Linked DNA regions of Homo sapiens: region 1 is linked to region 2. The links are chromatin loops, found by intact Hi-C in ENCODE. Cell type or tissue: IMR-90. All regions are shown on one strand.

The links. Hi-C counts contacts between places; a loop is a spot of excess contacts. Peaks named below come from ENCODE experiments on the same cell type or tissue, not always from the same donor. Only the 100,000 strongest peaks of a DNase experiment are listed, where the experiment ranks them.
Region 1: it touches region 2 in a loop (3-fold over the local background); 10 of 110 quality-filtered maps call a loop at or near these places.

Annotation. Positions count from the first base shown.
Region 1 is chr11:17,818,425-17,826,424 of GRCh38, forward strand. All of the region lies in intron 10 of SERGEF (secretion regulating guanine nucleotide exchange factor), which reads right to left. Among named protein-coding and RNA genes, the nearest start is that of KCNC1, 88 kb to the left of the region's middle. In IMR-90, no CTCF peak of the experiment used is centred here; a DNase peak (open chromatin) is centred at 3,787; H3K27ac peaks cover 537 bases.
Region 2 is chr11:17,727,095-17,735,094 of GRCh38, forward strand. It overlaps KCNC1 (potassium voltage-gated channel subfamily C member 1), which reads left to right and starts at 7,687. Exons shown (of 4, transcript NM_001112741.2): 1 at 7,687-8,000. RefSeq lists a silencer at 7,527-7,626. In IMR-90, CTCF peaks have their summits at 3,642 (motif pointing left) and 4,120 (motif pointing right); a DNase peak (open chromatin) is centred at 4,157; H3K4me3 peaks cover 246 bases; H3K27me3 peaks cover 2,740 bases.

The DNA.
Region 1 (8,000 bases), 91 kb after region 2:
ATACATATGTACCTTATTTATATTCCACAAAAATCCCATGAGATAGATACATTATTATATCCATCACACAGATAAGAAAATTGAGGAACTGAGAGACTGAGTAATTGGATCACTTAGCTGTTAAGGAGTACAGCTAGGATTTAGGCCCAGGGTATATACTGCCTGAGACTTTGTGCTTTAGTGCTCTGCTGTGAGTCCCACTCTGCTCCTCCACAACTGCCTCCTTTTCACAGGTCTCTCCAGCTCTACTCTCCAAGCTGCAAAGGCAATGATCTTTCTAAAAGGTCAAACACTATTACTCCTCTATCTAAACTCCGCCCCTGATTTCCCCTGCCTAAGGTGATCTTAAACTCTATAGCATGGCATTCAAGGCCTGGTCCTGACCCTGCTCCTAGCTCCTTTTCTGGCCTGTCTCCCACTCCACCTCCCACCAAAACTGAAGTCCTTGCCACCTAGACTTTGAACCTGCTGTTCCCTATACTTGCAAGGCCCTCTCTCCAAAGGAGGGAAACTCCTACTCATCTTTGAAAGCCTAGCCTAAGTATCACCTCCTCCTTCCCAGATTTCTTCAGGCAGCTGTCTAGCTTTCCTCTATGCTTCTGCAATAGCTCTGTAATAACACTATTCACCCATAATCTTATTTGTCAGTTTATATCTCTATCTTCCATGGTACGCCAGTGGTTGCCAACATATTTGAGTCTGAAGACTCCTTTTTAATATCAAAGAATTTCAGGATCTTCATATACACCAATCAAAGCAATACTTAATAACCAAGAGTCACCATTAATTCAGTAAAGCCTATAAATGCAACTGTATTTTAGTCAACACCATGCCATCTACAATATTTGAAAACAATGGTGCATGTAGGTGTATGTGTTATAGACTCTGAGGACTCCAAGGCTGCAGAACCTCCAGTTTGGAAACAATTGCTCTGCTCAGCAAGAGAGTTTTTTGATTAAATGAAAGTAACATTCATTGACCCTATTATATTCCAGGGGTGTGCCACTCACTTTTCATTTTTATCTCCTTCAAAGCTCAAAAAAATCTGTATTCTTCAGATAACAAAACAGAGGCTTGGAAAGCTAAAGTGCCTCATCTGAGGTCACACGGTGAATGAGAGGCAGAGCAGGGATTTGGTTCTTGATCTTTTTCTACTCTGCCACTCTGCCTCCGGTGCAGGACCAAAACATGTTCATCTCTGAATTTCCAGTGCTCACTCATGGCAATGCTCAGGAGGAATGAATAATACAAACCCAGAGAGTCCTTCTCTACACATCTCAGGCCCTCCAGCTTATATCCACCCCAGTCAGAGACCTTCCCAGTTGTAGGCAAGCATAGGAGCCCCTCACACATCAAAGAACCAGAGGTGCTGGGCAAAACTCTACGATGGTAAAGCATGGCCCACTTTTGCTTTTTTGTTGTTGTTGTTGTTGAGATAGGGTCTCACTCTATTGCCCAGGCTGGAGTGCAGTGGCACTATCAAAGCTCAATGCAGCCTCAACCTCCCAGGCTCAAGCGATCCTCCCCGACAGCCTCCAGGGGAGCTGGGACTAAAAGTGCACACCACCACACTTGGCTAATTAAAAAAAAATTTTTTTTTGTAGAGGCGGGGTTTCACTATGTTGTCCTGGCTGCTCTCGAGCTCCTGGGCTCAAATGATCCTCCTGCCTCAGCCTCCCAAAGTGCTGGGATTATAGGCATGAGCCACTGCACCTGGCCCTACTTTTCCTTTAAGTGCTATTTCCCTCATTTGGTGGGTATTCCTGCCCTTGTCCTGAACTCCAAGCCCCTTCTCTTCATTGTCACCCCCATCCCCACTGCCCTCCCTCCCCCAAACTTCCTGCCCATATCCACTGCAGCCTGCTCTCGATCCTCTAACAGTTCTCTCAAACTAGCTCCCACTAAGGTCATACTGCCTGGTAATAGCTAGGTGTGGCTCCCTGCAACCCCCTCAACTGGACACTTGTGTATTAAGCCAAAGGACAGACTTCTAAACAATTCTGGTCAGTGTGCCATGGGAGGAAGAGAATGGGCTTCAAAGTCGGACAAAGCCAGGTTGCAATCACTGGTTCTGCTACTTCCTTTTTGAATTACCTTGGGCAAATCACTTAATTTCTCTGAGTCTCAGTGTCTTCATCTGAAAAATGAGGATGATAAAACCTACCTCATAAGGTGAATATACAAAGACCTTACAATCTTGGACTGTATAGTGGGTTGAACAATGGTCCTCCAAAAGATGTTAGTCAATGCCTTAACCCCCAGAACTTGTGAATGTGACCTTTTATGGAAAAAGGGTCTTTGCACATATAATTAAGTTAAGGATTTTGAAATAAGAAGCTTGTCCTAGATTATCTGAGTGAGCCTAAATGTCATCACAAGAGAAAAGCAGAGGGAAATCTGACACACAGACAAAAGAGGAGGAGGCAGTGTGACCATGGAGGCAGGGACTGGAGTGATGTGGCCACAAGTCAAGGAATGGCAGCAGCCACCAGAAGCTGGAAGGGTCAAAGAACAGATTCTCCCCTAGAGCCCACAGACTCTCTGCAGATGTAACCAAGTTAAAGACCTTGGAATGAGTGCAATCTCTCTTCTTTATAAGAGAAAGAAGAAAAGATGCATCACACAGAGAAGGCCACGTGAAGACAGAGGCAGGGTCAGGGTTTTTGCAGCCACAAGCCAAGGAATGCCTGGAAACACCAGAAGATGGAAGAGTCAAGAGAACTGTCTCTCCTAGAGCCTCCAGAGGGAGCATGGCCCTGCTGACACCTTGATTTTGGACATCTGGCCTCCAGAAGTGAGAGCATAAATATGAGAGAATAAATTCCTATCATAAACCACACAGATTGTGGTACTTTATTATGGGAGACTAATAATTTTTAGGTTACGAATACTAATAATTATTCATATTATTATGCTAATACACACTGCCTATCTCCTTAACTTATCATGTATCACCCCTCATCTCCCTCATACAAACTACGTTACAAGAATGCAAGCTTTGGGAGAATGGAACCTTATCTAACTTGGTCATTATCAAAACCCTAATGATTAGCATGGCACCAGGTAGACGGTAGGTGCTCCATACATTTTTTTAAATAAATGAATTAATTGCAGTTCCTCAAACATAATATGCTATGTCATGCCTCCATGTCTTTGCATATGCTATTCCCTCTGCCTAGAATGCCCTCCTCATTCCCTTACAAACACCTATAAAATTATCCTTCAAAACTCTACTGAGATATCACCTCTTCTCTGCATGCCTTTCCTTATCACATAGATTAATCTCTCTATATTAATTCCGTGCCAAGTACATTGCTGTAATACAGCAGTTCTTACATTGCACTCTAATCATGTGTATATGTGTCCATCTCACTCAAAAGAGAAGAGCTTCTCAGAGGGCAAGAGAGTAATGTGATTTACTGCTTCTAAGTCCTCAGCATCCACAACATAGGACACAGCTACATACACGTAGAGCTTCCCCCTCCTTCCACATATTTCAGCACTGAAAGGGCAATTCTCCCCAAAAAAGGGGTAAATCTTACCAGCCTGAGGCCCAGAAATAAGCCTACAGGATCCAAAGAGTCCATGAGCCCCTTCTAGACCTATTTCCAAACTCCCTCTAAACAGAAGCCATAGACAGAACCTTATGACTGCAGAATCCTGGGAATGGTATTGTTTAATTAAACAGAGACTCAAGTCACCAGCATCTGGCTCAGGCTGGGCCTCTGGGACTTGAGCAAGCAACATTTCATCATTAGGAGGAAAGGAGATGACAAACTCTTTCCTGAAAGAACCCAGCAGGCAGGCAGCAGAATTACTGGATGTGGATAAATAAAACCATTATTTCCAAATACATATCCCAGGCAGCACTAAATGCATTCTCCGTATCACAGGCGATACTAAATTTAGAACTGGCAGTTTGAGTCATATGCTGATTCCTAAAGAGAAAAACTAAATTCAAGGGGGAAAAATGAAGTGAAATATGAAAATAAAAATGCAATCTTAGTCTATAAGAGCAAGCTATCAAGAGAGGTGAAGGGGAAGTTACCCACACAGAAATTCTGGCTGAAAAAGAACTCCAAATGGGGACAGGGCAGGGTTTTGCTAGGTACCAGCAACTGCAGCCTTTGGGGAAACCTCTGGAGCGGCTCCCTGTGTGGAGTTTCAGAGAGGCAGGAGTGGAATCTGCATTTGAACAATAACGTGTGAAGCACCCAAAGCCATCCCAAGGGCCAAGGCTCACTGATTCCAAAGTGCCATCAGGCACACTGTCTCACTGAAGTTTTTTTCCTATCCTGCAGTGAAGGTACGTCACCCCCATTTTACATCGAAGAACCGAGCCTAGAGGGGTCAAGTGACTTGCCCAAGTCATACCATCAGTGAGGAGGAGCACAGAGATTTCATTTAATAAACTCTTAATTTTAGAATAGCTTTAGGTTTACAGAAAAGTTTTAAAGATAGTACTAAGTTCCCAAATATCCCTCCCCCAGTTTCCCCCATTGTCAACATCTTATATTACTGTGGTACATCTGTTACAACTAAGGGACCAGCACTGGTACATTACTATTAGCCAAACGTCATATTGTATTTAGATTTTGCTAGTTTCTCCCTAATGTCCTTTCTCTGCTCCAGGATACCGTATTACATTTAGCCATCATGTCTCCTTAGTCTCCTCTGGTCTGCTACGGTTTCTCCAACTTTGTTTTTGATGATCTTGACAGTTTTGAGTACTAGCAGGTATTTTGTAGGATGTCCCTCAATTGAGTTTTTCTGATGTTTTACTCATAGTTAGACTGGGATTATGGGCTTGGAGGAGGAAGACCACAGAGGTGAAGTGTCCTTATCATCACACTATATAAAAGTTATATACTATCAACATGATTTATCACTGATGATGTTAACCTTGGTCACCTGGGCAAGGTAGTGTTTGCCAGGTTTCTCCACTGTAAGGCTATTCCTCACTCATCCCCCTCCCCCAACCCCTTTCCATGCTCTACTCTTTGAAAGCAAGTTAGGTGCTCCCAGGAGGAACAGTTTGGATGGAGCCTGAAAGAATAATAAGATATTAAAGTGTCAAAGGACATCCCAAGTAGAGGGAACTGCAATGTAGGTAAGTGCAGGCATATCTGGGGAACAGGGCTGGGGGCAAGGTATTGGCAAACGGGGGAAGAGAAGGCGGGGAGGGTGGCTAGGCCCAAACTGAGTAGTGCCCTACAGTCAAGCACGGGGCTTGGACTAATCTGTAGGTGAGAGCCATCTCCTCTCATCACCTTGCTTAGGGCACTCAGGGTACTGCTCAGGTGCTGAGAAGTGGGACTGTTTTATGAGTGAGATGCTGACTTCCAGCTTCCTTTATTCCCCACAATTCTCCTGCTCTTTGAGGCATAGATTGCTGGTTACCTACTTATTATCCATTCTCCTCTTCTTTCCTGGTAACAGACTTCAAATTTTATTCAGGATAAACATATGCCCAGCTAAAAGTCTCACTTCCCAGCCCTCATGACAGGTTTGGCTATGTAACTAGGCTCTGGCCAGTTTTTAGTTGACATTGCTTGGTACCACTTCAGGGAAAGTGCCTTAAAAGGGCCTCTTTTTGGCCGGGCGCGGTGGCTCATGCCTGTAATCCCAGCACTTTGGGAGGCCGAGGCGGGCGGATCACGACATCAGGAGATTGAGACCATCCTGGCTAACACGGTGAAACCCCGTCTCTACTAAAAATACAAAAAATTAGCCGGGCGTGGTGGCGGGCGCCTGTAGTCCTAGCTACTCAGGAGGCTGAGGCAGGAGAATGGCGTGAACCCAGGAGGCGGAGCTTGCAGTGAGCCAAGATCGCACCACTGCACTCCAGCCTGGGTGACAGAGCGAGACACCGTCTCAAAAAAAAAAAAAAGGCCTCTCTTTGTCCTTTCTCCCTTCTATCTGGCTGAATATTGCTAGCAGCCATCTTGGACCTTGAGAAAATCTTGAAGACAAAGGCCTATGTTAAGGATAGTGAAACAGAGAGATAGAAATAATTAGGGCCCTTGATATCTGTAGAACTATTATAGCAATCTTGTGGGGGGATATCATCAGACCTGTCATGCGTGAATGTATTAGTCTGCTTGGGCTGCCATAACAAAAAATACCACAGACTGGGTAGCTGAAACAACAGAAATTAATTTTCTCACAGTTCTAGAAGCTAGACGTCTACAATCAAGGTGCCATCAGAGTTGGTTTCTAGCAAGTCTCTCCCTGGCCTGCAGATGGCTGCCTTCTTGCTGTGTCCTCACATGGCCTTTCCTCTGCATGTAAAGGGAGAGCAATTCCTAGTGTCTCTTCTGCATCTCATAATGATATGTCATATTAGATTAGGGCTCCATCCTTAAGACCTCACTTAACCTTCATTACCTCCTTAAATACCTTATCTCCAAATACAGTCACATTGGGGGTTAGGGATTTAATCTACGAATTTTGGGGAGAAACAATTCAGTCCATAACAGTGAGAGAAAATGCTTCTGTCTTGTCTAAGCCAATATTATTTCCGATGTCTAGCAATGTGCACACACTTTCTTAATGATAGACCTCCAAAATCCAAGGAACACCTTCTAAAGCTTCCACCTTGATGGCCTTGTTATCTGAAAGTCCAAAGGAAGGTACCAGAGATGGCATTCTTAAGTCATTTTGAATGCTGATTCATTAATCACTTTCATCCATTCAACTGACAAACATTTACTGAGCATCTACTATACGCCAGATACTGAGTTATGTGCTGGGGACACTAAAGTAAATGAAAATGGTCCTTGACCTCTAGGGGCTTATAGTTTTTATTGATTTACTTACTCTAAGCTCATCTCCTTTGAAAGGGTATTCCTATAATACAGTAAATAAAATACAAGCGGAAATTCAAAACCATGGAAAGGAGGCGTATCCAAATGCCAGCCCTAGGAGCTTATATACATGCCGAAATTGAGCATCCAGGTTGGCTTTAGCTTCCTAGCAACCATGAAAGAGCAAGAGAGCGTGACTTGGTTCTTGTTTTCTGAAAGGAAAATGAATCCCAATCACTCACAGAAGTCAAATGTAAGCATTTTCTTTTCTGAACAAACTCTACCTAGTGTTTGTGGGTGCCCTGAATGTCCTGGAAAGTACCATTTTCTGATCAAATCCTAGTCAACGTTCCTCTAAATTCTATGTGCAGTTCATTAGCTCTTAGATACTCATTGAATAAAGCCAGAGAGTTCCATGGTTTGCACACATGCTTTTGGTTTCCTACTTTAGAGCTTATGGAAGACTGTGAGAGATCACTTCACTCACAGAGAGAATGGGGACTGGTAAATACAGAAAGCTCTGAAGCTTGGACATTAGGTGTATGATTTTAAGAATAAGAAACAGCAAGATGGTATGACCCTAGAAAAGGGCCAGGGTATACAGAAAGATGAAACATCAAGATGAAGTCAGTACACCTCACTCACAGGGTTCCTTTCTTGGTGTATCACAACAGGCAGCATCTTATAAGAGAAAGAGTATGGGTTTGAATCCCAGCTCTGCTACTCTATAACTTACTAGCTCTGTAATTTTGGGGGCTTTAGCAGCCCAGAGACTCAGTTTCCTCAGATAAGATGAAAATGGTGTCTACCTATCATGGGAATTAACTACCAAAACATATATGTAATCTCTGCCATAGTGCAATTATGGTAACAAAAGCCTACATATAAGGGCCTGATCTGTGCCAAGCACTGTATTATACACTTGACATGAATTATATCATTTAATCTTCACCATAAGGTAGATGCTATTCAAGAATTCGAAAACTGTTGGTTTCTCCCCAAAGCTATGCCAAGCCATATCCTTTGATATTTCTGAAAGGAATGTATCAGTGCTTAGAAGCCTCTTTGCCAGATCCACTCCATGCAAAGCAGCTATATTGACACTAATTTTGTAACCATCTGCAATCCCAAAAGTTTGCCGCAACTGGTATAGACTTTTAATTCTCGGGCTCCCCAGTGGGAGTTTGAAGAACT
Region 2 (8,000 bases):
AAATTAGTAAATTTAAAAAGTATGTCTCAGTTTTGAAATTATTTCATAATTTGCTTAAAGCATTTCAAAGAAAGAAGAGATTATGAAGCAGATCTCTTACAGATAAGGAAACCGGGACCACAACAAACTGAGAAGCTTATTCTCAGCACAGGCAACTCAATTATAGACTCCTGGTTAACTGGTCCTTCTTTCTTTTACTTTTCCCAATTTTTAAATTAAGATATAACTCACAACCATAAAATTCACCTTTTTAAAATGCATAGTTCAGTGGTTTGTACTATATGCACAAGGCTATGCAACCATCACGACTGTCTAATCTCAAAACATGTTCATCACCCCCAAAAGAAACCCATAGGCATTAGCTGTCACTCTTCACTATCCCCTTCCTCCTGCTTGCCCCTGGCAACCACTAACCTACTTTCTGACTCTATGGATTTGCGTATTTGGGAAATTTCATATGAAAGGAATCATGTATAAAATTCATAATATGCCACTGTAACTAGACCTCAACAATTAACACCAACATCATGTTTTCAAGCTTCATCTATCTTTTTTTTTTTTTTTTTTGAGACAGTCTCCCTCTGTCACCCAGGCTGGAGTACAGTGGCGTGATCTCAGCTCACTGCAACCTTTACCTCCTGGGTTCAAGCAATTCTTCTGCCTCAGCCTCCCAAGTAACTGGGATTACAGGCACCCACCACCACGCTCGCCTAATTTTTGTATTTTTAGTAGAGATGGGGTTTCACTATGTTGGCCAGGCTGGTCTTGAACTCCTGACCTCAGGTGATCCCCCCACCTCGGCCTCCGAAAGTGCTGGGATTACAGGTGTGAGCCACCGCACCCAGCCAGTTCATCTATCTTACAGCGTGTAGCATACTTCATTCCTTTTTATGCTGAATAATAGTGTATTATACGGATATATCACACTTTTTTAATTCATTCATCTGTTGGTCACGTGGGTTATTTCTACTTCTTAGCTATTAGGAATAATGCTGCTGTGAACATTCAAGTACAAGTGTCTGTGTAAATGTGTGCTTTCAATTTTCTTGGGTATGTATCTAAAAGCAGAATTGCTAGCTATATCACAGCTCTATGTTTAAAGTTTTGAGGAACTGTCAAACTTTTCCCCAAAGCAGCTGCACCATTTTATATTCCCATCAGCAACATATAGGGGTTCCAATGTCTCCACATCCTTGACAACATTCTGTTGTTTGTCTTTTTTGTTAGAAGTAGCCTAGTGGGTGTGAAGTGGGTTTTGAGTTGCATTTCTCTAATCACATGTTGAGCATGTTTTCATGTGCGTATTGAGTATTTGTATGTTTTCTTTGGAGAAATGTCCATTCAAATTCTTTGCCCATTTTAAAATTAGGTTGTCTTTTTGTTGTTGAGTGGTATGGTTTGGCTCTGTGTCCCCACCCAGATCTCACCTAGAATTGTAATCCCCATAATCCCCATGTGTCAAGGGCAGGACCAGGTGGAGGCAGTTGGATCACTGGGAGTGGTTTCCCCCATGCTCTTCTCATGATAGTGAGTTCTCAATGAGATCTGATGGTTTTATAAGTGTCTGATGTTTCCCCTGCTTCCATTCACTACATCCTGCCACCCTGTGAAGAAGGTGCCTGCTTCTCCTTTGCCTTCTGCCATGATTGTAAGTTTCCTGAGGCCTCCTCAGCAATGTGGAACAGTGAGTCAATTAAACCTCTTTCCTTTATAAATTACCCAGTCTTGGGTATTTCTTCATAGCAGTGTGAGAATGGACTAATACATTGAGTTATGAGAGTTCTTTATCTAATCTAGATATCAGACTCTTATCAGATATAGGATTTGCAATTATATCTCCCATTCTGCGAATTCTTTTCACTTCCTTTGAAGCACAAATGTCTATTTTATTTTGATGAGATCCAAGATCCAAGTTATCTACCTGTTCCTTTTTTTTTTTTTTTTTTTTGCTTATGGTTTTGACATCACATCTAAGAAACGATTACTTACTTCAAGTTCTTCTAAGAGTTATATGACTTTGGCCCTAACATTTAGGAATTTGGTCCATTTAAAATTTTTAATATGGTGTAAGTATGGGATCCAAATTCATTCTTTTGCGTATGAATATATAGTTGTTTCAGCATCATTTATTGAAATGACGATTCTTTCTCCATTGAATTGTCTTGGCACTCTTGTCAAAAATTAATTGACCATAAATATATGAGTTTATTTCTGTACTCTCAATTCTATTCCATTGATCTATCTATCTATCCTTATGCCAATACCACACAGTCTTGATTATTGTAGTGTGGTAGTTAGTTTTGAAATTGGGAAGCGTGAGTCCTCCAGCTTTACTCTCCTTCTTCAATACTGTTGTGAGTTTTCTGGGTCCCTTGCATTTCATAATGTATCTTTAAGTAGTCCTGTCCAGGAGGTGTTTTCAGTAGCTACTAACTGTGCCTGGTACTACCCGGGACCTATAAATTGGCATAGAAATGTAAAGCAGGGTCTTGTTAGTACACAGAAAAAAATAGTTATATTGGAGGGAAGGTGATGATTTTTTAATTTCCAGTCATCTTCGATGTAGCTTATGTAAAATAAATGTATTAACTAAATATTATTCTGTAATTGCAAAAAAAGTTGCATCTGTTTTTGTTGGCATACTGAATGCTTCCAAATAAATGTAACTTATTTTAAATCATTATATAGGTGTGCCGTGCAGTTAATAAAAATATGAAGCTTTTTTCTGTATTTTTAAATATTTGTAGTATATGTCAGCTTCTTAAAATTTATATTTGGTCTTGAGTCCTTTTCTAAGTCTAAATAAATATTCACTTTTGTATCCAACTTTGTATTCTTTTTTGCTTTCTTTTTTTAAAAGAGTGACCCCCAAAACTTCCAGGCTTCAGGCCCTACACACCCTGGACCCACCTCTGCATACTGACCATGCTCACCTGCAGGCTGACACATCCACAGGTGTACATACAAGAGAACTTGCCAGGCTCTCCCTATCAGAGGAGCCGCAGAGGGAAGACCTTTAGGGTAGCCACGAGTCTCCAGCTGCTTCTGGGAGGAGAACTCAGTGTCCTCTGCACAGTCCTGCTGTGAACATGCTTGCAGGAGGGCCTGTACCCACCCAGCCTCCTTACATATATGCACACCTGACCATGTTCACCACAGCCATCATCTCATCTCACACTTCCGCACCTCCCTCCCACAGCCTGCAGGGAGAGGCATCCAGGCCCAGGGAGGGCTAATGCTCTGTCCCCAGGGCCACACTGACACCCTAAGGGACATTGCTGAAGGATGGTAGGAGTCCATGAGGGGGAGGGGGTGTAAGGGCTGGTCACAGAGGGATGAGAAGTGGGCTAGGGAGCCCGAGGGAAGGGAGAAAAGGGAAGAAGAGGAAATGAGGTACCATGTCATTTAATCCTTACCAGACATTGGTCCCTTTATGGATAATGAGGAAATAGAAGCCTAGAGAGGGAATGGGACTAGTTGACGCAGCTAGTGAATAGCAAAAATGGGATTTGTAACCAAGTCTGTCTACATCAGTGGTTCTCTCAACCGGAAGAAATTTTACCTCCCAGGGTACATTTGGCAGTGTCTGTAGACCTTTTTGGTGATCACTGCTAGGGAAGAGGCTTCTACCGACACCTAGTGGACAGAGGCCTGCTAAATATCCTGCAATGCACAGTACAGCACCCGGCCCCAACCCTGGCAAAGGATTACATCTGAGCCAAGATGTCAACAGTGCAGAAGTTGAGAAACCCTGGTCTAGACACCTTCCAAGAGTATTCTTCACCTTGGCCCCTTTCTGGACTTCCCATGGCCTAAGCCATGTTGGTGCCCCTGCCCCAGAGTTTCCAAGAAGGAACAGCTAGCTGTATACCTCGCTGCAGCTCAGCCCAGGTTACCAGGGTCACTGCTCAACCTACAGATCTGTGGCCAAGGTCGCCAATTTCCCACTACGGCATCTCTGGATTCAATCTTCCCTGACCATTGGAGGCAGGCGGTATGGTCTAGGGAGGGGATGTCTGCCACCCCCACGGCTTACCATCAGAGCAGGGTTACTATCCTCAAAGCCTTCTCGGTCAATACCCAGCTTAGGTTAGTTCCCAGCCATGGCCACAAGATGGCACCCCAGCCCACCAGGAGGGCTGAGGCTCTGGGCCTGGGAGAGCAGCATGGAGGATGTGCCAACCTGGACAAAAGCCTAGGGGCTGGACTTGGGCCAGTTCCAGAGCTTAGCAGGACCAGATCTAAGGCCTGCAAGTGCCAGGTGGGAAAACATAGGCCAAACTTGGCTTCAGAACTCCCTTCACCTTTTTTTTAGTCCACTCCCAACACCAGCTTATATTCTAGCCTTTCCTACATGAAGCTTACTGAAGCCCAGCAATCCCTCCTTGGGCCTAAACAAGAGAAATTCTAGAACTTAGATGTTAAGGATACAGGAGTTATTATTATTATTTCAATACAACAGTAAAAGCAAAAAACGAGGCACAGAGAAGTTGAGTAACTTGCCCAAGGTCACAGCTAGTCAGTACTGGAGCTGGGATTTGAATCCAGGCAGTCTGGTTTTAAAGTCTGTGCTCTTAGCCACTGAACATACCACACCACAACTGCTCCCACCCCCACCAGCCCCAGCTACCAAAGACCCTCTGGCACCAGACCACAAGCTTTCTTCTGCAAGGGAGGGGCAAATGGCTGCGAATAGGAGGTGCTGCTCCAAAGTGGAAAAGGAGTGAGGTTTTCAGTCTAGCTGGGGGTCTGTCGTTAGTGTTTGCGAGTGAGAAGCTAGGGAATGGTTAGTCATTCTTCCTCCTATTTCCCCCCAAAACCCTCTGTTTCTCTGTTTTCTGGTTTTTGGTTTTTGTTGATTTCTTCTGTGTTGCCCTCTTGGTTTTCCTAGGCTGTTTGCAAATGCTAGCATTCTCGCAGTGTGAAGGGGAAGTGAGAGAAGAAAGTTTGATGTCCTGTTCAGGATCCACAAGGGAGGCCATTCTTTGGGGCCTGGGCTGGGGGTGTGTCATCAGGGATCAAAGTGAGAATCCTAAAGTGGAACAGTGTGGGGCACATTGGGAACAGCTACCCTCTCCTGCTGGGGAGGCTCCTGTGTCTGAGTTTTCTCTGCTTACCTCTTGGGGGATTTTAGGGTGTAATGGGCTTTAGGGTGCAATGAATACCCTTTCACATTCCTTCTGCCTCCAACCCTGGCCTACCTCCCTCTTTCTAACACATCGTCCAGAGCCCCTAATCACCCAACCTTCTGCCTACCAGGAGCCCCTTGTTTCTCTCTGTCTCTCTGTGCCCCCTCCCCAACTGCCTGGGTCACACTGCAGCCCCCTATTAGGACTCGCCATGGCGTAGTGATGGGGCCCTGCACTGATTCCCTAAAAAACCCTGGGTAAGTCCCTCCTCCTGACTTGGTCTCCATTAGGTGTTCCAGACTCCCACAGTCTCTGCCACTTGGGTTCTAGGATCCCAGCCTCTCTCCTAGCCTTTCTCAAATCATCTGGACCTTAGTGAGGATCTACTGTATTCTGGGCACTCTGGAGGGAAGCAAACAAGAAGCCCTGGAGGAGCTGATGGTCCTTTTATGGAGATCAGATGAGCTATGGAGAAGATCAGGAGCCATACTCTGATCCCGTGTGGTTCTGCAGGTGAAGAGAGAGGTGAAGTCCTGGAACCCTATGGCTAGTAGAATCCCAGAAGATTCTTGGGTGAGAAGAGGGGCTGGACATCTGGGTAGAAAGAAAGGAAGGTTTGGAGAGGCTGCTTTCTTGTCTCTCCCCATCTTGATTTCTCCCAGCTGTGTGTGTGTGTGTGTGTGTGTGTGTGTGTGTGTGTGTGTGTGTGTGTATGTGTCTGCCTCTGTGTCCACCTTTTTCTCTTCCTTCTGGATTCTCCATTTCTATTTCATCTTCTACCAATGTTGGGACAGAATTTCCTGAGAACCCATGTCCCGGGGATCTGAATATGGGCCAGGATGGGCCACACCAGGCCGGGCCACACCAGGCCAGGCTTCCTTGTGGTTAGGAGATGGGGACTCACACTGGTCAGGGTGAAAGGGACACTCAAAATCACTCTCATCCCTGCATTACTCTGAGATTGAAGGGGAAACAGCTCCTATTTAGAGGAATCACACAGATCAATATCTGGAGGGAGGAGGTGCCATGCAGGCCCCAAAATCCAACCCTCTCTTTGTCTCTGCCCAACTCTGCCCATTTCTGACTTAATTTAGCCTCTCTGTCTCTCCCCTTGTCCTATTCCCATCTGTCAATCCTTGCCCTGCCCCTCTCCACCCCTTCAAGCCTTTTACCCACCACACACAGATTTTCCTGTGGCTAGATTGGGATTCCCCTGGCCAAGTAAGGAGAGCGATGTCTGTGGCACAGCTTTGTCCCCAGGCTCACAACGGCATCTGTGGGTCAGGGTAGAGGGACAGCTGTCTGCACAGTTAGAAAGTGCCAGCAGTAATAAAAGCCTCATATCTTCTTAATTAAATCGCCCTTTGCCCAGGCATCCTGTGTTCGATTGGGTTGAGCTGGGATCAATAAGCCTCTTTCCCACCCCAGCCACCCCTGGAGACGGGCCTGACCTCCCCAGTCCTGCCTAGGCCCACCTGGCCACCTCCCCAGAAGGCTGGGAGCTTCTCAAGGCCAGAGGCTGGGTCAGATTCATCTCTTGTGTCCTTGTGCCTGGGACGGATCCTGAAACAAGTAAGGAGTAAAGGAGTGATTGCTTTACTGAGTAAACCAAGGCACTAGCAGCAGGCATGGGCCAGGAAGGCTTTGAGGTTCAAACTGGAACTCCCACCCCCAGGACCAACTGTGAAGATGGAGGAATCACAGCAAGCAGCAGCTCCCACCCAGCTCCCAGACATAACACCAGCTTATCACCCAGGGCAGTTGAAGCCCTAGGAAGTGCGGGGTGGGGGTGTCAGTGCTCAGGGAAACTACGAGCAGTTGCTGCTTCTGACCTCTGAGGGCAGAAGGTCCTTTTCATAAGGGGTCTCCACCTAGGGATCCAGGGTTAGTGTGGGAGAGTCCGTGAGCTTGGATGGATGTGGCACTCATGGGAGACTCCCTCTGTCTGAAGCTATAAAGGGCCCAGGGTCAGTAAGGAGTCCAAAGGGGTTAATAGGGGTCCAGGATTGATTGTTAGTGGAGGGCGTAGAGGATAACGTGGTGTGTGTGTGTGTGTGTGTGTGTTGGGGTTCATGCAAGACATTACCCATGGAAGGAACATGGGGCCTCCAGGTTCCGCGAGAAGGGTCGGTATTAAAGGATTCCTTGGAGCGGTCAGCACTGGTCCGGGCCAGGGTGTCTCTGATGACAAAACTCCGGGAGAGCTTTGTCTCACCAGGGATCAGATGGTCCCTGGTTTGGAAGGCAAGGGGAGGGTGCCAACGCCCTTCTCACCTCAGTCTGACCCGGGGGCGCGGGCCCAGACGTCTCTCGGAGCCCCCGCCCCTGGAGTGGCGTTCCCCGAGGGCGGACCGTGGGCGGGTCCCCCGGGAGCAGCAGGAGCCGCGCGGGGCGGGCGCCCCCAGCGCCGAGGTTGAGGGAGGCCGGGCTCGGTGCGGGGCTGGGAGGGGGGCGCGGAATCAGGGCTTTTTAGGACCCAGCGCGGCGCCTTCCTCCGGGGGCGAGTGCGGCTGCGCGCGCCGTGTGCCCGTGTCCGGAGAGCGGCGGGCTGGACGCGGACCGCGCGAACGAGCAGGCGACGGGCGAGCAGCAAGCGGAGCAGCAGCCCGGGCGGCAGCAGCGTCGCGGCGGCGGCGGCAGCGGCCGCTCCGCGCCTCGCCTCACCGGCCTCGCTGGCCTCACCTCGCCGCGCCCGGACCCGCCACCCCCGCCTCCCCGCCCGACCTCCGCAGCCCCCGTCTCGGCCGGCAGCGCCCACCGCCTGCCCGAAGCGAGGAGCGGAGTGCGGGGCGCAGAGGCACCGGAGCCAGTGCCCGCCGGCCCCGCAAATCAAACCCAGCCAGGAGAACCCCCGCCTGGCCCCGTGCAGCT